Regions from separate parts of the Homo sapiens genome. Here region 2 is linked to region 1. The links are chromatin loops, found by intact Hi-C in ENCODE. Cell type or tissue: Panc1. All regions are shown on one strand. Each heading gives the region's core, and the rest is flanking DNA. Links, peaks and the distances in the headings are about the cores only.

What was found. A loop is a pair of places that touch in the nucleus more often than their neighbours do. Peaks named below come from ENCODE experiments on the same cell type or tissue, not always from the same donor. Only the 100,000 strongest peaks of a DNase experiment are listed, where the experiment ranks them.
Region 2: it touches region 1 in a loop (3-fold over the local background); 62 of 110 quality-filtered maps call a loop at or near these places.

The regions. Positions count from the first base shown.
Region 1 is chrX:135,079,794-135,091,874 of GRCh38, forward strand. No RefSeq gene overlaps it. Among named protein-coding and RNA genes, the nearest start is that of SMIM10L2B, 13 kb to the right of the region's middle. In Panc1, for the core only: CTCF peaks have their summits at 6,840 (motif pointing left) and 7,047; a DNase peak (open chromatin) is centred at 6,828; H3K27me3 peaks cover 228 bases.
Region 2 is chrX:134,960,383-134,972,463 of GRCh38, forward strand. It overlaps the pseudogene HMGB3P31. Among named protein-coding and RNA genes, the nearest start is that of LINC02243, 17 kb to the left of the region's middle. RefSeq lists an enhancer at 131-932. In Panc1, for the core only: CTCF peaks have their summits at 5,166 (motif pointing right) and 5,378; a DNase peak (open chromatin) is centred at 5,149; H3K4me3 peaks cover 413 bases; H3K27ac peaks cover 3,813 bases.

The DNA.
Region 1 (12,081 bases), core at 2,157-10,156:
ATTTAACCTCTGAGCCACAATTTCTTCATCTATATGTGGGGAAACACATACCCACTTTGCAGAGTTGTTTAAAGGATTCATTTATTCATTTTACCCTTTGATTATTAAGCCTTACTGTGTGATGTGATGGGCAGTGTGCCAACCTTTACAGCCCAAGAAACTGGTGCTCAAATAATCTCTTAGTGATATCAGAATGTCCAATTAGGGGTACTTCCTGGAAAGATTGGAAAGAGGTGATCTAGGCAGGAAACAAAACCTCTTAAAGATCACTTGTTCTAATACTTCATTTTACACATAAGTAAAATGGGACTCACTAAGAATGTGTGTCCATATGTAATTGTTGGCGTAAAACCAGTCTCCTAGTCCAGCTTCTTTTTACCACACCAGAACAGACCAGAACAATATTCATAGGCCACTTAATGTCTTAAACTCCAGAACCATATTGAGTTAAAGGGGCAAAGGAGATACAATTCTAGTCAGGAAGCTGGGCAAGATGTGTTAAATGAGGCTGTTTGAAAGGAATGTTGAGAGGGAGTGAATGGAGTGTTCAGGGGTAGCTGGCAGATGTGCTTCATCTAGTTGGGCCTTAGGTCCCAAAACAGCCATGCCAGTGAACGCGCAGCATTAGGACAGGTGGAGATTTTTGTGCATCAAGGACCTCTACTCTCTGGCTCTTGAGGACTTTCCTCTTCCTGTTAACAGTTCTGAGAATTGCAAGAACAAATGTTAGAGCTATAATACTGTTCATGATACCTACCGCAATGAGATAGACAAGGACTGGAGAAATAACATTACTTCTATTTTTGAGGAAGAACTATTTCCATGAGGTAATTGTTCACATAAACATTTTGTCATTGGCAAAACCAAGGGACATCCCTTGTAATAACAAGGGATCATAAACTGGAACTAGCCCTATTATCTTACTCTTAACTCTAGTATACACCATTAGAAATCATCATGAGCAATATTCTAGTAAAGTATTGCTTATGATCAGTGAAGTTAGCAGTCATGTTTGTCATAGAATTTGATGCATACTAGAATGGATTTACTTGTAAGAGAAGGGGAGGAAGGGGGAGGTGGAGACAGACAGAGAGAGAGAGAAGAAAATAAATGTTGAGCATACAAATGAATTTCAACATTCACGTTCCAAAAACATCACATAGTCCGCGGAGATAAAAATACACAAAGAATTATGTAACATAAGTTTGACACATATTAAATTCCTGAAATTCAACTGTGTGACATATAAAAAGGGCAGCTTCACATGGTTCAACACAGTGCAATAGTAAAATAAGCAGACGTTGTTCAATCTGAGGAAGCTGATTGTCCCCCACTCCCCCAAAAATAAAAGAAACAAGCAGATGTTACACAAAGTTCATAAGTAGGTTGGGCGTGGTGGCTCATGCCTGTAATCCCAGCACTTTGGGATCCCGCCTTCCCTGACCTGCAGATCACCTGAGGTCAGGAGTTTGAGACCAGCCTGATCAACACGGTAAAACCCCATCTCTACTAAAAATACAAAAATTAGTCAGGTATGGTGGCGGGCGCCTGTAATCCCAGCTACTCGGGAGGCTGAGGCAGGATAATCACTTGAAGCCAGGAAGTGGAGTTGCAGTAAGCCGAGATTGTGCCACTGCACTCTAGCCTGGGCCACAGAGACACTCTCTCTCAAAAAAACAAAATGAAACAAACAAACAAACAACAACAACAAAACAAAAAACAAAAAACAAAAAAACCAAAGTGCATAAGTAAAGCAGGGTCTAGGTTTGGGTGGTGGAGAGTAGGGTGAGGGTGGAGGGGTGGGCATTAAAATTCACAAACTGTATAGACCTGGAAGAAGAGTAGAAATTGGATCTTTAGTTATTGTTGGCACTAATGTTTTAAATGTTTATGAATGCAGTTGATAATTTGGAAATCACACTAGAGAAGACTCGATTCCTATGGTAAATTCCTTTGAAAAATTAAAGAATATTGTGCTATGTAAATATTTTCCTCTAGTTATTTCTGTTGTAAATTCATACTGGTTCTCTTAAAGGGTGGCACCAGATTAACAGTGTGTGTGCTCAGAACTTGTGTTGTCATCAGACTGAATAATTCTGAATGTTAATAATTAGCATGTAGAGCTTCAGGCATACTGTTTATTCTATTAACCCTCACTCCTCTTTTTGTGTAGTGGAGTTCCTTGTGGAGTTTTCCACCCATGCACTCCTAACAGCATGGTTGCTATCCAGACTTACTGCAAGCTGTCATTCTGATACTTCTCTACTTGCCTTTTACTCCCTACACTCTCAAGCTTCTTTTTTCTCCCCATTTGGGCAGTAATACATCTTTAAGTAGTTTCCCTGAATGAGTCTTGGTATGTGAACTTCCTGAGATTGTGCATTTCTGAAAAGGTCTTCAAACTGTCCTCACCTTTGATTAATATATTAAAATGACTATATTATATACAAGTGGGTAGTGACCACTGTTGTGATGAACCCTATTCCAATCTTTGAACGGTTATTCATTTCTCTTTGAGCTGTTCAGATGTTTTAGTCTGCTTCCTGCATTATAGGGTTGCAGTCACTCTACCTAAGATAACTGTTTTCTGCTCTACAGGGGCATGTTCTCTCTGCTAATGAATACTTCTCCTGACAGGGCTCAGTTTCTAGAGCATAAAGAGGAGGTCAAAGTTCTCATGGAACTATGAAGGGCACAGTTGTTGGTTCCAGCTCATCTTTTTTTTTTTTTAATTTATTAAAAACTTTTTTTAAGTTCTTTTTTTTATTATACTTAAAGTTCTAGGGTACATGTGCACAATGTGCAGGTTTGTTACATATGTATACATGCGCCATGTTGGTGTGCTGCACCCATTAACTCATCATTTACATTAGGTATATCTCCTAATGCTATCCCTCCCCCCTCCCCCCACCCTATGACAGGTTCCAGCTCATCTTTTAGTGCCAATCCCTGGGTGTGATGTAACAACCAGGCCAGCTCCAAAGTAAACTCTAATAAATAAAAGATAAATTTGAGAAAGCCAACACCATTTAAACAACAAGACAATAAGATTATTCCATAAATTTGACAGGGAAATGGACTATCTGGAAAAATGACATTTACATTGTTATACTACTATGGAGTAGAATGTAGAGCATCCAGGAATAGACTCACACACATAGTGTTACTTGACTTATGATAAAGTGATAGAGTAGTATAGTTGGAAAATAAAACTGCTAGTTCAACAGGATATCCATTTTTAAAAAATGAATTATTCATCCCCATCTTAGAAAATACTCCAGGGTAATGATTTGGGCTAAAACAAATACTCCAGGCAACTGATTGTCATCAAAGAACTAATGATAGAGGTGAGATGCACCTACCCAGGGAACAAGAGTGGGAAGGAGAGATTCTCCTGATGAGATTCATCATTCACGCTAGTGTACTGGTTTAAGAAATGTTAATAGCAATGGAGCAGAATGTTAGACTGCAGACTACCAATTAATTTGAAAGGTTTTCCATATTTTTATAAAGATAAAAATAAGAGGTAATTTCTCTGTTGACTCAGTAAACTTTTAGAAGAATCTGTTGCTGTCAATGTTCTAATCCCTTGATTCTTTTTTGCCTTTTGCCATTTGTGATTGTTAATTTTATATGTCATCTTGACTGGGTTAAGGGATATCCAGAAAGCTAATAGAACATTATTTCTGCATATATTCATAAGGGTGTTTCCAGAAGAGATTAGCATTTGAATCAGTAGACTGAGTAAAGAAGATCATCCCTCACCAGTGTAGGTGGGCATTATGCAATCCTTTGGGGGCCCGCATAGAATAAAAAGATGGGAAAAAGGCAAATCTGCTCTCTTTTCAGGAGCTGGTATAAGCCATCTCTGCTGCCCTGGGACATGAGAGCTCCTGGTTTTTGGGCCTTCAGACTCCAGGATTTACTCTGGTTTTCAGGCCTTTAACCTTGGACTGAGTTACAACACCAGCTTTCTTGGTTCTCTGGCTTGCTGACTGCACATCATGGAACTTCTCAGCCTCCATAATTGCATGGGCCAATTCCCATAATAAATTTCCTCTTATCTATTGGTTCTGTTTATCTGGAGAACCCTATTACACCTTCCATAGTTCACTAGACTGTTAACCTATAATTTCTGAGACTATAAAAAAAGGTTTTTGAAGTGGCCTAGAGTTTGTCTTTTAAATAGTTAAGAACTATTCAATATATTTGTTAAAGAACAGATACAGAAATCAGAAGTGAGGGGTATCTCTCTTACAGCAAAATGTTTGTTCAAAATACCTCTACCTCATTTCATTTGAAAACATTTCTTCATTCGAAAACATTATAATATGCAAATTGTTATTCTTGTTGTATCTTCTTATCAGCCACAAGAATCTCAAGAATTTTATATTTGTTTTTATTTATTTATTTATTTTTGAGATGGAGTTTCGCTCTTGTTGCTCAGGCTGGAGTGCAATGGTGCGATCTTGGCTCATTGCAACCTCCTCCTCCCAGGTTAAAGTGATTCTTGTGCCTCAGCCTCCCAAGTAGCTGTGATTACAGGCGTGTGCCACCATGCTTGGCTAATTTTTGTATTTTTAGTAGAGATGGGGTTTCACCATGTAAGTCAGGCTGGTCTCGAACTCCTGACCTCAGGTGATCCACCTGTCTTGGCCTCCCAAAGTGCTGGGATTACAGGCATGAGCCACTGTGCCCAGCCAAGAATTTTATTTTTCATAATAAACCCCGACATGATGAATTGTAAAATTCACATTCATTTGAAATGAAAATCAAAATGAAAAGAAATTGAGACAATATATTCCAAATGATTACATTCATAATAATATTTTCAATGAATAAGGACTCATAAAATATATTAGAAAAAGTCTTTCTTGGGTTAAATCTGCTTGGTGTTCTGTAACCTTGTACTTGAATATTAATATATTTTTCTAGATTTAGGAAGTTCTCGATTATCCCTTTGAATAAACTATCTACCGCTACCTCTCTACTTCCTTTTTAAGGCCAATACCTCTTAGATTTGCCCTTTTGAGGCTATTTTGTAGACCTTGTAGGCATGCTTCATTCATTTTTATTCTTTTTCTTTTGTCTCCTCTGACTCTGTATTTTCAAATAGGCTGTCTTCAAGCTCAATAATTCTTTTTTCTGCTTTATCAATTTTGCTAGTAACAGACTCTGATGCATTCTTTAGTATGTCAATTGATTTATTAATCTCCAGAATTTCTGCTTGATTCTTTTAAATTATTTTAATCACTTTGTTAAATTTATCTGATAGGATTCTGAATTCCTTCTCTGTGTTGTCTTGGGTGTCATTGATCTTCCTTAAAATAGTTATTTTGAATTCTCTGTCTGAAAAGTCATATATCTCTGTCTCTCTGGGACTGGTACTGATGTCTTACTTAGTTCATTTGGTGAGGTCGTGTTTTCTTGTATTGTTTCGATGCTTGTGTATGTTTTTTCATGTCTGGGCGTTGAAGAGTTAGGCACAGCACGAGGACTTGCACAGAAATTGCAGGCTTTGTGACCTAGACTGCATTTCAAGTTTATTTAGAATCCCAGATAACTTTAGCCTGTGGTGGTGAAGCTTGCTGGAACTCAGGTTCCAGCCATTTGATGGGGAATTTTCCTCCGGTTAGGGCTGGTCTAAATGCTCCCTCTGTGGGTGCCGGCTGACTCCCGCCCCATGTTGCTTTCTGCTGTGACAGGGGATCACTGAGTTTCAAGGCAAAGTCCCACTATAACTACACTCTCCCTCCCCCAAGTGCACAGATTCTCTCTCCATGCCACACAACCACCCCTGTGGAATGAAGGAGGGGTGGTGTAGGTGATTCAAGACTGTGTTTCCTACCCCCTTTATTGCTTTTTTTTTTTTTGAGACAGAGTCTTGCTGTGTTGCCCAGGCTGGAGTGCAATGGCACGATCTTGGCTCACTGCAACCTCCACCTCTGGGTCCTCCCGAGTAGCTGGGATTACAAGCACGCGCCATCACGTTCAGCTAATTTTTGTCTTCTTAGTAGAGACGGGGTTTCACCATGTTGGCCAGACTGGTCTTGAACTCTTGACCTCATGATCTGCCCGCCTCGGCCTTCAACATTGTTTCTTTTTTAATAGGATGTTAAAACCAGGTACTATGATTGTTCATTTGATTTTTGGTTCTTATGGAAGTACTTTTTTTGTGTGGATAGTTGTTCAGTTTGGTCTCCTGCATGGGGACTGATCACTGGAGGCTTGTATTCAGCCATCCTGCTCTGCCTCCTTTCATTTTTGTTGTTTTAAGTGACCCAGTTTGTAGTAATTTCTTTCCACATTTCTAGGAAACTAATACAGGCACCGTAATAAATATTTACTTGTGTACATTATTTCATTGTTTCCTCATAGAACCCTATGAATTACTCATTATTTTACAAATGAAGAAAGTGAAGCCAAGAGTATGAGGGATCTGCCAAAGTCACCCAGCTCATAACCTGGAAAGCCAGGATTTAAGCCCAGCTGGTTTCTCCCTCCAAAGCCTGCTTGAACCACATGGTGCCTAATGTAAAACAGGGGGTTGAACCATCTCCCAGTGTTTATTGGTGTTCTGAGAAGGTCCTTGTGACTTATCTGGGTATCTGAGTCTCCAGTCTTGTTTGCAAATCTCTGTTGTAGTGTGTGTAGGAATTAAAAGAACATAACCACCTCATAGGTTCTTATTTGCTTAAGATCGTACACCTTGTATAACTTTTCAAACCTATTATCTCATTCTTATGGGCTATTCAATTACAGAAAGCTAATTTTGTCAAAGCTGTTTGGTGAAACGCCTCTTTTCTCAGCTCACCTGGCTTGCGCTAATGAGAATAGTGCCATCTGTTGGCCACTTCCTTGAACTATATCTAAAAGCCCTTGGGAGGGTGTTGCTAAGGCTTTCAGCAAGAGACACAGTCATCACTGCATCACAGGCTTTGATAAGGGAAAAAGAAAGGCTACAAGGCCATGGGGCACAGGAAAGGAGTGAAGGAAGCAGGTGTCAGTGTGAGGCCGCAGAGCCTCAACTTTAAACATTTTGCTGTGATTCCCAGGGTAATATGATCTGACATTTTATTAAATTTGACATTAAACCTGCAGTCATTCCCAGGTGGCATGTATGTGGAGAGTTGCTGTCACCAGGAAAAGTCACAGAAAGTGAGAAACTAGGCAATGGAAGAGAGACGGGTCTGTCAGTTTCAAATGTTAAAAGGCACTGTGAACGTTGCTTCCTCTTCATGAACCGCTGTGCCCATGGGGCAGAAAGGGAGGCAGGTGCAGAGGGGCACAGTAACATGCTCATGTTCCCAGGGCTGGTGAGCCAGAAGCTGAACCTCCAAGCCAACCTTTGAGCTCCCAGGCTGACCTCTTCCCTCTGCACTTCCATGGGCAAAAGCCTGTAGAAAAGGGAAGTGGAAAGAGGAGTATGGGAAATACAACTGAGGGTCTGGGGCAAGGCTTTGCATCACATCTGAGCAAAAACTGCTTTAACCAGTGCTCAGATTTGCCATGGTGTTCACTTGGAAAGGCCTTTAGAAAAGACATTCCAGGAAAACTGCACTGAGAGCGCTTTTGTAGTATTAATGGAATCACCTTCCAGCTGTGTCTGGTGTGTCCAGTGGGATTCATGTTGCATGTGCCCTGATATTTCTTTTTAACATGCATGATTTGAAAAATGAAATCCTTGGGTGCCAGTCTCTGGGAACTGGGAAGGCCATCTTGCTGCTCTGCTGGTCTGGGTGGCCCAGTTTTTCTGATTCCACCTTTTCCCTAAAGGTAGCGACGTCACCCATACCCTAGATTACTTCCTTGGTAGTGGTGAGGAGCATCACATTCCTGTTAGTTGAGCCCTCACTCACACCCTGGCTCCTACTCTGCACTTACATGTTCCTGTGAGCTCCTCCTCTAACTGCCCACAGGGAATATGTGCCTGGTGCCCACCACAGGATCAGACATGGAGAGGGGCTAGAGAATAAGTCATGAGTCCATTTTCAAGGTGTCCTGAAGGGCTTTCCTGGAGCATGAAGGCCTTCTGATTTTGCCAGGTGGTGGGGGATTGTGGCATGAATTAGTATATGTGGGGGGAAAGAAGGGAGGTTTGGTTAATGAGTGAACCCCTGATATCTGTAGGAAGTGGTGTTTTGAGTGGAAAAGCAGCCATGGTTGTTACAGATGGATTCTGGCGGCCAGGAAGAGGAAGTGCTGTCATGGCCGCCACAGAGGGAGCCTTCCAAGAAATGGCTAGTGGCAGGCATGAGTCAATCTGGACTCAGAAGGCCCTGGGGACTGCTCTGCCAAACTGGGAGAGGGCCCAAGTTTCAGCATGGTTCCAGGTGGCCAAGTTGGAACAGATGGCAACAGCGACTGGTGTGTTTGCCACAGTCAGCATGGCAGTGGGAGGAGAGCCAATAGGGTACAGCCTGCAGCAAGACTGTCTCCCAGTCTCAGGGCTCAGAGAGCAAACTCTTGGAAGTTACAGCCTGTTGGTCCTTCTGAATCTCTGAGGGTCTGCTCACCCCACTTGTGAGACTCTGATATGGTTTGGCTGTGTCCTCATCCAAATCTCATCTTGAATTGTAGTTCCCATAATCCACACATGTTGTGGAAGGGACCCAGTGGGAGGTAATTGAATCATGGGGGTAGCTATCTCCATGCTGTTCTCATGACAGTAAGTTCTCATGAGACATGATGGTTTTATAGGGTGCTTTTCCCCCTTTGTGCTGCACTTCTTTCTCCTGCCACCATGTGAAGAAGGATGTGTGTGCTTCCCCTTCTACTATGATTGTAAGTTTCCTGAGGCCTCCCCAGCCATGAGGAACTGTGAGTCAATTAAACCTCTTTTGTTTATAAATTACCCAGACTCGGGTATTTCTTCATAGCAGTGTGAGAAAGGACTAATACAGTAAATTGGTACCAGGAGTAGTGAGGTGTTGCTATAAAGATACCTGAAAATGTGGAAGTGACTTTGGAACTGGGTAACAGGAAGAGGTTGGAACAGTTTGGAGGGCTCAGAAGAAGACATGAGAATGTGGGAAAGTTTGGAACTTCCCAGAGGCTTGTTGAATGGCTTTGACCAAAATGCTGATAGTGATAGGGACAATGAAATCCAGGCTGAGGTGGTCTTAGATGGAGATGAGGAACTTGTTGGGAACTGTAGTAAAGGTCACTCTTGCTATGACAAGAGATTGGCAGCATTGTGCCCCAGCCCTAGAGATCTGTGGAACTTTGAACTTCAGAGAGATGATTTAGGGTATTTGGTGGAAGAAATTTCTAGGTGGCAAAATGTTCAAGAGGAAGCAGAGCATAAAAATTTAGAAAATTTGCAGCCTGATGATGTGACAGAAAGGAAAACCCCATTTTCTGGGGAGAAATTCAAGCCTGCTGAAGAAATTTGCATAAGTAGCGAGGAGCTGAATGTTAATCACCAAGACAATGGGAAAAATGTCTCCGGGGCATGTGAGAGACCTTCATGGCAGCCCCTCCCATCATAGGCCTGGAGGCCTAGGAGGGATCAATGGTTTCCTGGGCCAGGCCCAGGGCCACCCTGCTCTGTGCAGCCTCAGGACATGGTGTCCTGTGTCCCAGGTGCTTCAGCTCCAGCTGTGGCTAAAAGAGGCCAAGGTACAGCTCAGGCCATTGGTTCAGAGGGTGCAAGCTCTAAGCCTTGGTGACTTCCATGTGGTGTTGAGACTGTGGGTGCACGGAAGTCATGAACTGAGGTTTGGGAACCTCTGCCTTGATTTCAGAGGATATATGGAAATGCCTGGATGTCCATTCAGAAGTTTCCTGCAGGGGCAGAGCCCTCATGGAGAACCTCTGCTAGGGCAGTACAGAAGGGAAATGTGGAGTTGGAGCCCCCACACAGAGTCACCACTGGGGCACTGCCTAGTGGACCTGTGAGAAGCGGGCCACCATTCTCCAGACTGCAGACCCCAGAATGGCAGATCCACCAACAGCTTGCACCGTGTGCCTGGAAAAGCCACAGATGCTCAATGCCAGCCTGTGAAAGCAGCTGGGAGGGGGGCTGTACCCTGCAAAGCCACAAGGGCAGAGCTGCCCAAGGCCGTGGACATCAGCATGACCTGGATATGAGACATGGAGTCAAAGGAGATAATTTTGGAACTTTAAGGCATAATGACTGGCCTATTGGATTTCGGACTTGCATGGGGCCTGTAGCCCCTTTGTTTTGGCCGATTTCTCCCATTTAGAATGTATGTATTTACCCAATGCCTGTACCCACATCATATCTAGGAAGTAACTAACTTGCTTTCAATTTTACAGGCTCTTATGTAGAAGGGAACTGCCTTGTCTCAGACTTTGGATTTGGACTTTTGGGTTAATGCTGGAATGAGCTAAGCCTTTAGGGGACTGTTGGAGAGGCATAGTTGTGTTTTGACATGTGAGGACATGAGATTTGGGAGGGGCCAGGGGTGGAATGATATGGTTTGGCTGTGTCCCCACCCAAATCTCATCTTGGATTATAGTTCCCACAATCCCCACATGTGGTGGAGGGGACCCGGTGGGAGGTAATTGAATCATGGGCTTGGTTACCCCATGTTGTTCTCATGATAATGAGTGAGTTCTCATGAAATCTGATGGTTTTATAAGGGGTTTTTCCCCCTTTGCTCGGCACTTCTCTCTCTTGCCACCTTGTGAAGAAGGATGTGTTTGCTTCCCCTTCCACAATGATTGTAAGCTTCTTGAGGCCTCCCCAGCCATGCAGAACTGTGAGTCAAGTAAACCCTTTTTCTTTATAATTACCCAGTCTTGGTTATTTCTTCATAGCAGTGTAGGAATAGACTAATACAGACTCAATGTCTGCTCTTCATCAATGTCATATTTAAATATTGTGGCAAGTGACTGAGCCGCCTCGGCTGGTTGCTGTTGCCTGGGGTCCTGCTTGTCACTTGATCCTCTTCCTGGGAGGAACTGGGAATGTGAGATGATGTGGGGTTGTGTCCAGAGGGTCAGGCATTCATGTGTTTGTGGCATCCATTAACTACAAGGCCAAGACATCCATGTCCAAGGAGAAGGCCCCAGGGTTAGAGCCAGGAGCCCAGACTAAAGGCAGTGTGGGCGAGCCTGCCAGCATGGGAGGGGAATGTTCTGCTTTTTCTCCAAAACAGGAGGCCAGGAGGAAGAGTCAAGGAGTCTGTGCTGTTCTCCACTGGTCAGGCAGTTGAGGAATATGGCCAGATCAGTCCTCAATGATCCCATCGTTCACTAGAGATTCCCACTCTCTGAGCCACCCTAATGGGGAAGGAGTTGAGGGCTAGGATTGCTTGGGAACTAATGGGATGGGGCTACTTTTGTAAGCTTTTTATACCACAGGGGCAGGACAAGGGCTGCAGGGGATTGAATGAAAGGCCAGGAGAGAAGTTCATCTATGGAAAAGGCCCAGTGGTGAGATAGTAAAATGTGTCAGCAAATTTTGTTTTCATTATTGAGTTGAAATCCACATAACATAAAATCAACCATTTTGAAATGTATAATTCAGTGGCATTTAGTACATTCACAATGTTGTGTAACCATCACCACTGTTAGTTCCAAAACATTTTCATCTCCCTAAAAGGAGACCCTGTACTCATTAAGCAGTCACTCTCCATCCTTCCCTCCCCTAGACCATGGCAACCACTAATCTGCTTTCTGTCTGTATGAATTTACATATTCTAGACATTTCATATAAATGGAATCATAAAATTTGTAATCTTTCGTGTCTGATTTCTTTCACTTAGCATAATATTTTCAAAGTTCATCCACCTTGTAATATGTATCAAATCCTTCATTGTGGGATTATTTTGGGGCTGAATAATATTCCAGTGTATAAATATACCAAGTTTTGTTTATTCATTCATCAGTTGATAGACTGATAGACATTTGGGTTGTTTCCACCTTCTAGCTATTGTAAATAGTGCTGCTATGAAAATTCATGTTTGAGTACCAGCTTTCAGTCATTTGAGTATGTACCTAGGAGTGGAAATGCTGGGCTATAGGATAATTCTAGGTTTAACTATTTGAGGAACCACCTGTTTTCCACAGTGGCTGCTGTACCAGTTTACATGCCCATTAGTAATGAACAAG
Region 2 (12,081 bases), core at 2,138-10,137, 120 kb before region 1:
CCGGCCGCCCCGTCTGAGAAGTGAGGAGACCCTCTGCCTGGCAGCCGCCCCGTCTGAGAAGTGAGGAGCCCCTCCGTCCGGCAGCCACCCCGTCTGGGAAGTGAGGAGCATCTCCGCCCGGCAGCCACACCGTCCGGGAGGGAGGTGGGGGGGTCAGCCCCCCGCCCGGCCAGCCGCCCCGTCCGGGAGGCAAGGGGCCCCTCTGCCCGGCCACCCCTACTGGGAAGTGAGGAGCCCCTCTGCCCGGCCACGACCCCGTCTGGGAGGTGTACCCAACAGCTCATTGAGAACGGGCCATGATGACAATGGCGGTTTTGTGGAATAGAAAGGGGGGAAAGGTGGGGAAAAGATTGAGAAATCGGATGGTTGCCGTGTCTGTGTAGAGAGAAGTAGACATGGGAGACTTTTCATTTTGTTCTGTACTAAGAAAAATTCTTCTGCCTTGGGATCCTGTTGATCTGTGACCTTACTCCCAACCCTGTGCTCTCTGAAACATGTGCTGTGTCCACTCAGGGTTAAATGGATTAAGGGCGGTGCAAGATGTGCTTTGTTAAACAGATGCTTGAAGGCAGCATGCTCGTTAAGAGTCATCACCACTCCCTGATCTTAAGTACCCAGGGACACAAACACTGCGGAAGGCCGCAGGGTCCTTTGCCTAGGAAAACCAGAGACCTTTGTTCACTTGTTTATCTGCTGACATTCCCTCCACTATTGTCCTATGACCCTGCCAAATACCCCTCTGCGAGAAACACCCAAGAATGATCAATTAAAAAAAAAAAAAGTTTGGAAATATGTACAACTTTGATACAGTTTCAGGGTGCTCTGGACACCCATGGCCACATCATGTAAACCACTGACAATCTCTAGAACACTTTGAGAGACTACAATATGATCGTGATCAAATTTTGCAGTTAAGCCTAATGAGGGCAACAGACACTTCTCAAATAAGAGATGTGTCCATTACTGCGCTCCACGCAGCGCCTGTAATCCTCCACTTTGGGAGGCTGAGGCGGGCAGATCACCTGAGGTCAGGAGTTCAAGACCAGCCTGGCCAATGTGGTGAAACCCCGTCTCTACTAAAAATACAAAAATTAGCCAGGCATGGTGGCTCATGCTCGTAATCCCCAGCTACTCGGGAGGCTGAGGCAGGAGAATTGCTTGAACCTGGGAGGCAGAGGTTGCAGTGAGCTGAGATTGTGCCACTGCATTCCAGCTTGGGTGAAAGAGTGAGACTCCGTCTCAAAAATAAAACAAAAACAAAAACAAAAAATTATGGCACTCCCCTACTCTAAGGTATTCACAAGGAGACAGATAAACAGTTTTTAAATTCATCCTCCTCGTCCTCCTCCTCCTCTTCTTCCTCCTCATCTTCTTCATCTTCCTCTTCCACCTTTATCTGGGCAACTTCAGCAGGACTCTTTGCGCCATCAAACTTTCCTTTCGACTTATACTCAGCAACATCCTTCTCATACTCCTCCTTCAGTTTTGCCGCCTTAGTGATGTAAGGCTGCTTTTCACTGTCATTTAAGTTATTCTACATCTCACCAGCTTTTTTGCCACGTCTCCAATAGAGATGCCAGGGTTTGTGGATTTTATCTTGGGGTGGAATTCTGAACAGAACAGGAAGAATTCAGATGGTGGCCTTTTGAAGGTATTAGAATCCTTCTTCTTCTTGCCTCCTTTAGCTGGTCCATAATCCTTCATTTCCCGATCATAGCGTACTTTATCCACCTTTGCCAGTTTATCAAATTTAGACTTTTCTTTCCTGGACATTGTCTTCCACCTCCTGGAGCACTTCTTGGAAAATTCTGCAAAATTGACAGGGACCTCTTGGTATTTCTTCTTACGTTCTTCTCTGCACGTCTGCACAAAGAAGGCATAGGCAGACATCTTGCCATTTGGTTTCTTGGGGTCACCTTTAGCCATCCTGACTGTATTGTTCACTAGTCTGGGCAGCGCAGGGCATGACACGCAGCTCTGCGCTCCCCAGCCTCACGCTAGCTGCCTCCAGGAGAGCTGCCTCCTCCTTCCTTTCTTTCTTTTCTTTCCTTTCCTTCCTTTCCTTCTCTCTCTCTCTTTCTTTTCTTTTTTCAGAGTCTCTCACTTGTCGTCCTGGCTTGAGTGCAGTGGTGCAATCTCAGCTCACCGCAACCTCCGCCTCCTGGATTCAAGCGATTCTCCTGCCTCAGCCTTCTGAATAGCTGGGACTACAGGTGTGTGCCACCACGCCTGGCTAATTTTTGTATTTTAGTAAAGACAGGGTTTCACCATGTTGGTCAGCTTGGTTTCGAACTCCTGACCTCATGATCCGGCCACCTCTGCCTCCCAAAGTTCTGGGATTACAGGCATGAGCCTCCACGTCCGGCCCTCCTGTATATATTTCTTTATTGGCTCAGATTCCGTAGGGAAGGTGATTAATTAGCACTCTTGATCCCCTTCCCTATTATGTACATAGCTTTCCATTGAAGAGGATCCCATTACACCACACACACACACACACACACACACACACACACACACACACACCCCTTTACCTTAAGGACCTATACCTATAGGGTATAGTCCACAACTCTTTATCTGAGATTCACGTTCTTCTCAAACCTGCCTCTCCATACTTATCCCCTACTGTCTCCTGAAACAAACCCTTTGTTTCAGTCAGACCACTTCACCCAATTATATTCCAGACACTGGATCTCTGCTTAGCCATTTCCTCTCCCTGAGAAACTCTTCCCACTGTTCCCTGCCAGTCCAAATCCTACCATATTTCAAAGCCGAGGTCATCTTTCTCTGTGAAAACTCTCCTGGACATTCGTACACAGAGTAAATTTATTTATTACCTGTAGCATAAATTAGGATTAACTTTTCTCTTTCTTTGTCTATACATCCATTCTCCCCACAACTAGATTTGTGAGTCCCTGGAGAGCATGGGTCACATTTTCTCTCTTTGTTCCCTCAAAGCTTAGCATGAGTTAGAATCTCAACAAATATTTGTGGCTAGAATTTATCTTCTATTTCCCTATTTCAGACCACCAGTTTCCTGAGCTAGTGGTTTTAAGGATATGAAATTGCTCCTCAGCCACCATTAATAATAGCAATAGATTATCTTATAAAAATACTTTAATAGCTTCCATTTATTACACATTTACTCTGCCAGTCACCACACTTTACCTGGATTAACTCACAGACTCCTCATACCAACACTTTTAGAGATTCAGAATGCTTAGGTAATTTATTCAAGGTCCATCAGCCCATATGTGTAGAACAGAAACCTCTTCTTCTACAACAGAAAACAATAATCTTGACCGGGTGCCATAGCTCATGCCTGTAATCCCAGCACTTTGGGAGGCTGAGGCGGGCAGATCATGAGGTCAAGAGTTCGAGACCAGCCGGGCCAATATGGTGAAACCCCGTCTCTACTAAAAATACAAAAATTAGCCAGGAGTGGTGGTGGCACACCTGTAGTCCCAGCTACTCAGGAGGCTGAGGCAGAAGAATCGCTTGAACCCGTGAGGCGGAGGTTGCAGTGAGCCAAGATGGCACCATTGCACTCCAACCTGGGTGACAGAGTAACGCTCTGTCTTAAAAAAAAAAAAAATCTTATACAGATGTTTACTGTAGCCCTAGCAAGGGCAAATAAATCTCTGCCCTAAGCCTCTTGCTAAGTATCTGCATGGGTTATGACTTAGTAAAGTACCTACAGGAATTCCGTTAATGCTAAAATTCCTTTCTTAAGAACATTCACATAATGAATAGCAACACTCAGCATTCATTCATGAAGATTTAAAAACTAGTAGCAACACCATTCTTTAATCCAGTCCAATTTCACCAGTGCTATCAAAGCAATGCTAAGATTGTCTCTTAGCAATCTTAACTTGATTACCTCTTGAAAGGCCCTATCCCCAATACAGTCATATCCAGAGGTCCTGGGGGTTAGGACTTCAACATAGGAATTTTGGGAGGCAACAACTCAGCCCATTCCATAGCGGCCCATTATGGTGATTACTTCAATCTTGCCTAGGTCAGTTAAATATCATCATTTGGCTTCTGTATTCTGGAATTCTATAATCTGCATTGATACTGGGAGGCCCAGTTGCACCACAGCATCTCTTACTGTCTCTCTGGTCTGCAGAAGACAACCACTATTGATCTCAAAAAAGCTGTCGTGTCTGCTTACCAGTGCACTCCTGGTGAAGGAATGTCTTCTCAGCCTTCCCAGGGAACATGGTCAGGAGGTAGTTTGATATGGTTTGGATCCGTGGTCTAATGGATCTGGTCCCACTTTGTAACTTTGTATTAGGCCATTCTCGCATTGCTGTAAAGAGATACCTGAGACTGGGTAATTTACAAATAAAAGAGGTTTAATTGGCTCATGGTTCTGCAGGCTGTACAGGAAGCATGGCAACATCTACTTGGCCTCTGGGGAGGCTTCAGGAAGCTTACAATCATGGTGGAAGGCAAAGGGGGAGCAGGCACATCACATGCTCAGGGCAGGAGCAAGAGAGAGAGCGGGGTAGCGGGTGCTACACGCTTTTAAACAACCAGATCTTGCAAGAACTCACTCACTATCACGGGAACAGCATCAAGGGGGATGGTGCTAAACCATTCATGAGAAATCCACCACCATGATCCAATCACCTCCCACCCAGCCCACCTCCAACATTGGGGATTATAATTCATCACGAGATTTCGGTGGGGACACAGATCCAAACCATAGCAAACTCCATTCTCACATATCCACATACCTTGTATTTTGAGCTTTATGATACCTTCTCCAGTATCAGTTCTGGTATGCCCACTTCCTCCCCACTCCCCCATTCCCTAGCTTCAAGGAGCAATCCTAGCAGCATATTAGTACTGGCACCACGTGTCCTTGCCAGGCCATTAAACCCTGAGTCACAGGAGGGTGCTCCTGTGACAGTGAGTTCTCCCCATTCCAATCTCATCTTTCTCCCCTTTGTCAAACCTAACTATCCAGGCATCCTAAGGCAGGGACAGCTTGAGGCTGCTCCTCTAGGATATAACCACTTATCCTACCAAAGGACAAGTACATCTTCCAGAAAGTTCTGCCTTGGGACAAAAGCCTGCAGTGGTATCTGCTCTGCAATCTCAGAGGATGACATTCTTTTCTCAGACTAAATAAACGCAGTTTAATGAACAAGCCACTAGGGGGCAAAGCTGCTTTAGTTTAGTAAATTTAAATTGCTGCTTTTTTTTTTTTTTAAGACGGAGTCTCACTCTGTCGTCCAGGCTGGAGAGCAGTGGCGCGATCTCGGCTCACTGCAACCTCCGCCTACCGGGTTCAAACGATTCTCCTGCCTCAGCCTCCCGAGTAGCTGGGATTACAGGTACATGCCACCACGCCCGGCTATTTTTTGTATTTTTTGTAGAGACGCGGTCTCACTATGTTGCCTAGGCTGGTCTGGAACTCCCGGGCTGAAGCAATTCTCCTGCCTGGACCTCCCAAAGTGCTGGGATAACAGGAATGAGCCACTGAGCCCGGCCCGAATTGCTTCTTTCTTATTACAAAAGTATGGGCCGGGCGTAGTGGCTCACGCCTGTAATCCCAGCACTTTGGGAGACCGAGGAGGGCGGATCACCTGAGATTGGGAGTTCGAGACCAGCCTGACCAACATGGAGAAATCCTGTCTCTACTAAAAATACAAAATTAGCTGGGCGTGGTGGTGGATGGCTGTAATCCCAGCTACTCAGGAGGCTGAGTCAGGAGAATCGCTTGAACCTGGGAGGCAGAGGTTGTGGTGAGCCGAGATTGCGCCATTGCACTCCAGCCTGGGCAACAAGAGCGAAACTCCATCTCAAAACAACAACAACAACACTAGCTGGGCGTGGTGGCGTGCACCTGTAGTCTCAGCCACTCAGGAGGCTGAGGCAGGAGAGAATCGCTTGAACCCGAGAGGTGGATGTTGCAGTGAGCTGAGATGGCGCCACTGCACTCCCGCCTGGCCACAGAGCAAGACTCTGTCTCCAAAAAAAAAAAAAAAAAAATGTGGAATACAAGGAAAATAGAGATAAACTAATAAAAGAAGATAAAAATCACCTGATATCCCATACCTCAGATAACCACTCAGGACTTTATGGCATTTTGTTTACATTATTGTCCCCCTCCACCTAAATGTAAATAAAAAAAATTTAATGTGGTATTTCTCTACATATTATCTGGTTTCTACTTTATAATAAAATCTTGTTTACTTGTCTACTTTGATCTCTTCTTGGCTTTTTGTCTACTTTGATCTCTTCTTGGCTTTTTGACTAAGTGTAGTACTTGTCTACTTTGTAATAAAACTTTTCCAAGATTTTAAATATTCTTTCGTGGCATTTTCTTTTTTTCCTTTCTTTCTTTTTCTTTCTCTCTCTCTCTCTTTTTTTTTTTTTTTTTTTTGAGACAGAGTCTCACTCTGTCGCCCAGGCTGGAGAGCAGTGGCGCGATCTCGGCTCACTGCAAGCTCCGCCTCCCAGATTCACGCCATTCTCCTGCCTCAGCCTCCCGAGTAGCTGGTACTACAGCCGCCTGCCACCACACCCGGCTAATTTTTTTTTTTTTTGTATTTTTAGTAGAGATGGGGTTTCACTGTGTTAGCCAGGATGGGCTCAATCTCCTGACCTCGTGATCTGCCCACCTCGGCCTCCCAAAGCATTGGGATTACAGGCGTGAGCCACCATGCCGGGCCTCTTTCTTTCTTTTTATTTTATTATTATTTTTTGAGACAGACTCTCACTCTGTCACCCAGGCTGGAGTAGAATGGCACGATCTCGGCTCACTGCCACCTCCGCCTCCCGGGTTCAAGCGATTCTCCTGCCTCAGCCTCCTGAGTAGCTGGGATTACAGGTGCCCACCACCGCGCCCGGCTCATTTTTGTATTTTTAATGGAGATGAGAGTTCACCATGTTGGTCAGGCTGGTCTCGAACTCCTGACCTCGTGATCCACCCGCCTTGGCCTCCCAAAGTGCTGGGATTACAGGTGTGAGCCACAGTGCCTGGCTGTGACATTATCTTTCTAATGTTTAATTATTATTAAAAACATGGACAGTATAATTTATCATGATTAAAATTTTTTGCACATCATTGATGAACTCCTTGGCTTAGCTTCTCAATAACTAAAAGAGGAATTGCTGGCTCAGAAGCAATGTAATCCTTTTAGGTTTGGGGCATGTATTGTCAAATTATTTTCCAGAAAGGGGGTGACAACTACAGTCTCGCTAGCATCCTGAGAGAATGCTGCTATGACTCTCTCATTGGCAACACTGCTCATATCTTTTGAAATTTTTGCCAATTTGACAGGTAACTTGTTGCATTGTGGTTGTTTTTAATTGTACCTCTTCAAAAATCAAATGTAAAAGAAATATTTATTGAGCATGGATTATTTGTCATGCACTGTGCTAATCCCTGGGAATCCAGGAGGGAGTAATGCAGATATTGTTCTTGCTATCTTTAATCTCACATTCTAGAAAGATGAGGGCATGCCAGAAACAAAGTAAACTGATACACAAGTAGTTATGGATTGGAGGAAGCGTCATAGAGGAAAGAAACAGGGTAGTATACTACAGATAGTAAGGGACATGCTCATTGGCTTCTGATAATTTCAACAATTCTATCCTTTATGCTCATCAGCTACCATGTTTCTTCTTTTGTGAAACAGGGAGAAATAGAGGCCCGGGTAAAGGGAGGCTGATAGGAAGTTTGCTGCCATAAAGATGATATTTTACATTTAGTAAAGGGCACAGTCAACTCCTACACCATTCTCTCTGGGGTGGCAACTCTGAAATGCTGAGGTGGCCTTGGACTAGTAGGAGATCTGTTCCTTATCTCACCACACAAAAGCAGATACCAGAACAGCAGGCCCAGTATGGATGCATTCTTTCTTTCTCTCTCTCTCTCTCTCTCTCTCTCTGTCACACACACACACACACACACACACACACACACACACACACAGAGAGCATACACCAAGGTAAGTCATTGTTCCTGATGGGATTAGACAGAAATGATCACCCCAAGTCCCTGAGCAGAAGCCCTGAAACCCACTTCCATCCTTACATGAACCCATAGGTGGGAAGCTTCAAGCCTCAAAATAGGGGATTTTAAATGCAATGTGTATTCTTATTGTGGGAAATTTGTAAGAGTTGAGGATGGCCCACAGCCTCTAAAATACCTCCGTCAAAAGTCCTGTCACTGCTCTTCCTTGAATTCCTAAGTAGTCGAGAGATAAAGTGAGCTCTGGAGGGTTAATTACACCTTCTAGACAGAGCTTGTAACGTTAATTACGTTTAGGATTGCATCTGTCATTGTAGACTTGCATTGGGTCTGGAAGTGTTGACTGAGGAGAACATGCTTTTCACAGCTAATTTTTTTTTTTAATTGCTGCATAACAACTTCATAGCAACAACAAGGAAAATGCATGAGAGAAAAAATGACCCCAATCCCCCGGCATTAATGCATCAAGTGCAGTGCAATTATTTTTCCTCACCTCTTTTTATGTGGAACATGCCTTCTTTATGCCATTTGAATGACACAGTAGTTTCTAGAAGATCTATGTACTTGTTACTATTGGCGGTAGACCATGAGGCTTCAGTGGGGTATGACACCAACACCAGCCCACAAGACACAGCAGATGGGGTCTCCTGGGCCAAGATGAATAGAGCTGCCTCTCGTGGGATGTGAGGTCCAAGGTGTGGTTCAGGAAGGGCAGAGCCTGGGCAAACCACCTTGTGTATCCTTACCTGCCTCTCGGCCCGGTCTACTTGCTAATGCTCTTATACAATGGAGTTATGGTGAGTGTGAACACACAAGAGAGTTTGACAAGGAGCCAGAATTCAGAAAATGGCAATGGGCAGCTTGGAAGATGTGTGTTGGAGAGGGCACAGACCCACCTCTGCACCCTGCTTCCCTGAGGGTGGCTTGTAGACTGCTCATTTGAACGTGGGGTTCAGTAGCTTTTCTCTGCCTCCTGGAAAACAGTCCCTGACCAGCTGCCAGCAATGCAGTGCCCTAGGGAGCCAGGGCCTAGAGCAATTGATCCTGTGTATCAGATCCAGATGGTAACTCAGTGTTTACTAGGCAAGCTTTGCAGGTGGGCAGCGGGATGGGGAGGTGCGGGACCTGCCTGGCCTCACCTATTGCTCAGTAGTTCTGGTTGTGGTATGGTTCACAGGCCTCTATATGTTTCATGCTTCCAGAAAAAATTAGACTTTCAGCCTTCTCCATATGGGTTTAAAGAGAATGAGAGTGAAAGCTTCAAAACCTTCTTGAATAGTCTCAGAACTCCCAAAATGTTTCTTCTACCACATTCCATAGGTTGAAGCAAGTCACAGGCCAGCCTAGATTCATGGGGATGGAGAAACAGACTCTATCTCTTGAAGGAAGGAGTGGCAAAGTCACAGTGCAAAGGGCTGAGCATCCAGGGAAGGGAGAAACTTCTGTGGCCTTTATTGCAATCAGTCTACCAGTCTACTTGGAATCAGTATTTTACCACTTCAAGTGCCAGAGAATTGTTCTGGAGTACTAAGCCATGTAAGGACTCACCACTCCTTCTCTATCCATTTTAAATGACATCCAGATGTTTCCCTCTGGCAATGGTTGCTTGTCATGCTTAGTAACTGATTCTCATGGTTAAATGGTAAGTCTGAGAAACAGGCCATGAGAAACATGGGCTGGGAATTGAGCAGTACCATTAGTTGTACATAAATATGTTCATTAGCGTTCTTGCTTTCAGACAACATAATGCACTCTTAACTAGTTTAAATTAGCAGACACTTATTACAGGGTATTAGGTATAATACAGAATCTGTGGAACAACTGATGGAACAAACTGGAGGCTGGACTTTTTGGGCCAACTCTGATGGAGTTGCCAGGGAGAGCTCACAACCATGCTTCATCTGCTACTACCACAGGAAGCTGCTGCTATGAGCCTCGCTCCCAGAATCTGAGTCTGCTGCTGCACACCAAGAAAGTGGATGCCCCTGTGGCCTGCCTCTGTCCATATTTAACTTACCTTCAAATCAAAGCCTAGCACACTTGCATCTGATTGGTAGAACCTAAGTCATAGGTCTACACCTTAGTGGCAAGAGAAGCTGGGATAGGCACCGAGTTTTTTGGGAGAGGGACGGGTACACACAGTTCTATGAATTTTAACAATCAGATTACAAAAATTTCTATTACCTCCCCCAAAAGATTCTCTTTCATAATCCATTCATAGTCACACCCTCCCCCAACTACTACACTCTAGCAACTTACTGACATTCTCTCTAATACTCTAGTTTTGTCCTTTTAAGAAGGCCATATAGGGCCGGACATGGTGGCTCACGCCTGTAATCCCAGCACCTTGGGAGGCTGAGGTGGGAGGATCACTTGAGGTCAGGAGTTCAAGACCAACCTGGCCAACATGGCGAAACCCCATCTCTACTAAAAATACAAAAAAAAAAAAAAAAAAAAAAAAGGCCAGGTGCCGTGGCTCATGCCTGTAATCCCTGCACTTTGGGAGGCTGAGGTGGGCGGATCACCTGAGGTCAGGAGTTCGAGACCAGCCTGGCCAACATGATGCAATGCCGTCTCTACTAAAAATACAAAAAATTAGCTGGGCATGGTGGTGCATACCTATAATCCCAGCTACTCAGGAGGCTAAGGCAGGAGAATCACTTGAACCTGGGAGGCGGAGGTTGCAGTGAGCCAAGACTGCACCACTGTACTCTAGCATGGGCAAGAAGAGCAAAACTTCATCTAAAAAAAAAATTCCCCCCCAAAAAAAAGCTGGGTGTGGTGGCATGTGCCTGCAGTCTTAGCTACTTGGGAGGCTGAGGCTGAAGAATTGCTTGAACTGAGAGGCAGAGGTTGCAGTGAGCCAAGATCATGCCACTGCACTCCAGCCCAGGTGACAAAGCAAGACCCCATCTCACACACACACACACACAAAAAGCTTTATAAATGGAATAATATAGTATGCAATCTTTTGAGACTGGCTTCTTTCACTCAACATAATGCCTTTGAGGCTCATTTAAGTTGTCAAGTATATCAAGAGTTCATTCCTTTGTATTGCTGAATAGTATTCCATTTTATAGATATACCAGTGCTTGTTTATCCATTCACAGGTCAAATGATATTTGGGTTGCTTCTCGTTTTTAGCAATTATGAATTGAGATGCTATACATATTCATGTACAGGTTTTTGTGTGAACATAAATTTTCAATTCATTAAGTAAATACCTAGGAGTGAGATTGCTGGGTCATGTATGGTATATGCATGTTTAACTCTATAAGAAAGTGCCAAACTTTTTTCCAGAGTGGCTGTACCATTTTGTGTTCCCACCAGCAATATATGACAGTTCTGGTTGTTCTACATTTTTGCCAGCATTTGGAATTGTTTTAAATTTTAGTCGTTCTAATAAGTGTGTAGTGGAATGTAATAGTGGGTTGGAATTTGCATTTTCCTAATGGAATGATGCTAAACATGTTTTCATGTGCTTATTTTTCATCTGTATATTCTCTTTGGTGAAGCATTTGTTCAATCCTTTTGCTCACTTTTAAACTGGGTTATTCTTTTAGTGTGTTTTGAGTGTCCCTTGTATATTCTGGATAGAAGTGCTTTGTTAGATATGTGATTTGCAGTATTTTTCCCTGATCTGTATCTGTTGGGAGAGGCAATTCACCATGGGCCATGTGTATCCCTGCACATTCTTTCTGCGTAAGGCTCCAACCACTCTTTACCCTGGCCATTTATCAGGGTTGTGTTAGCTGTGAACAATCTTGAGGAGTGAGTTGTCTCACCACAGGCAATGAACGGGCTTGCTTCTGCTTGTTATAAAAGCAGTGAATCTCCCAAGCTCAGTGTTCTTCTATAACACAGGCCCATTGCATATGCAGGCACCCATCATGGGCCCTTCACATCACCCCCACGGGATTGAGGTGCATGGAGACTGGCACAAGCATCATACAAACTCTGGCTATTTCTTTTACAGTGAATAGTAAAGTCCCTTGTCACTGATTCTGTAGTCTCATGTTTTCTGCCAGCATCCATGAAACAGTAACAGGCTAACTTGTCAATTTGTAAGTAGGATAAAATCTTAGATTCTG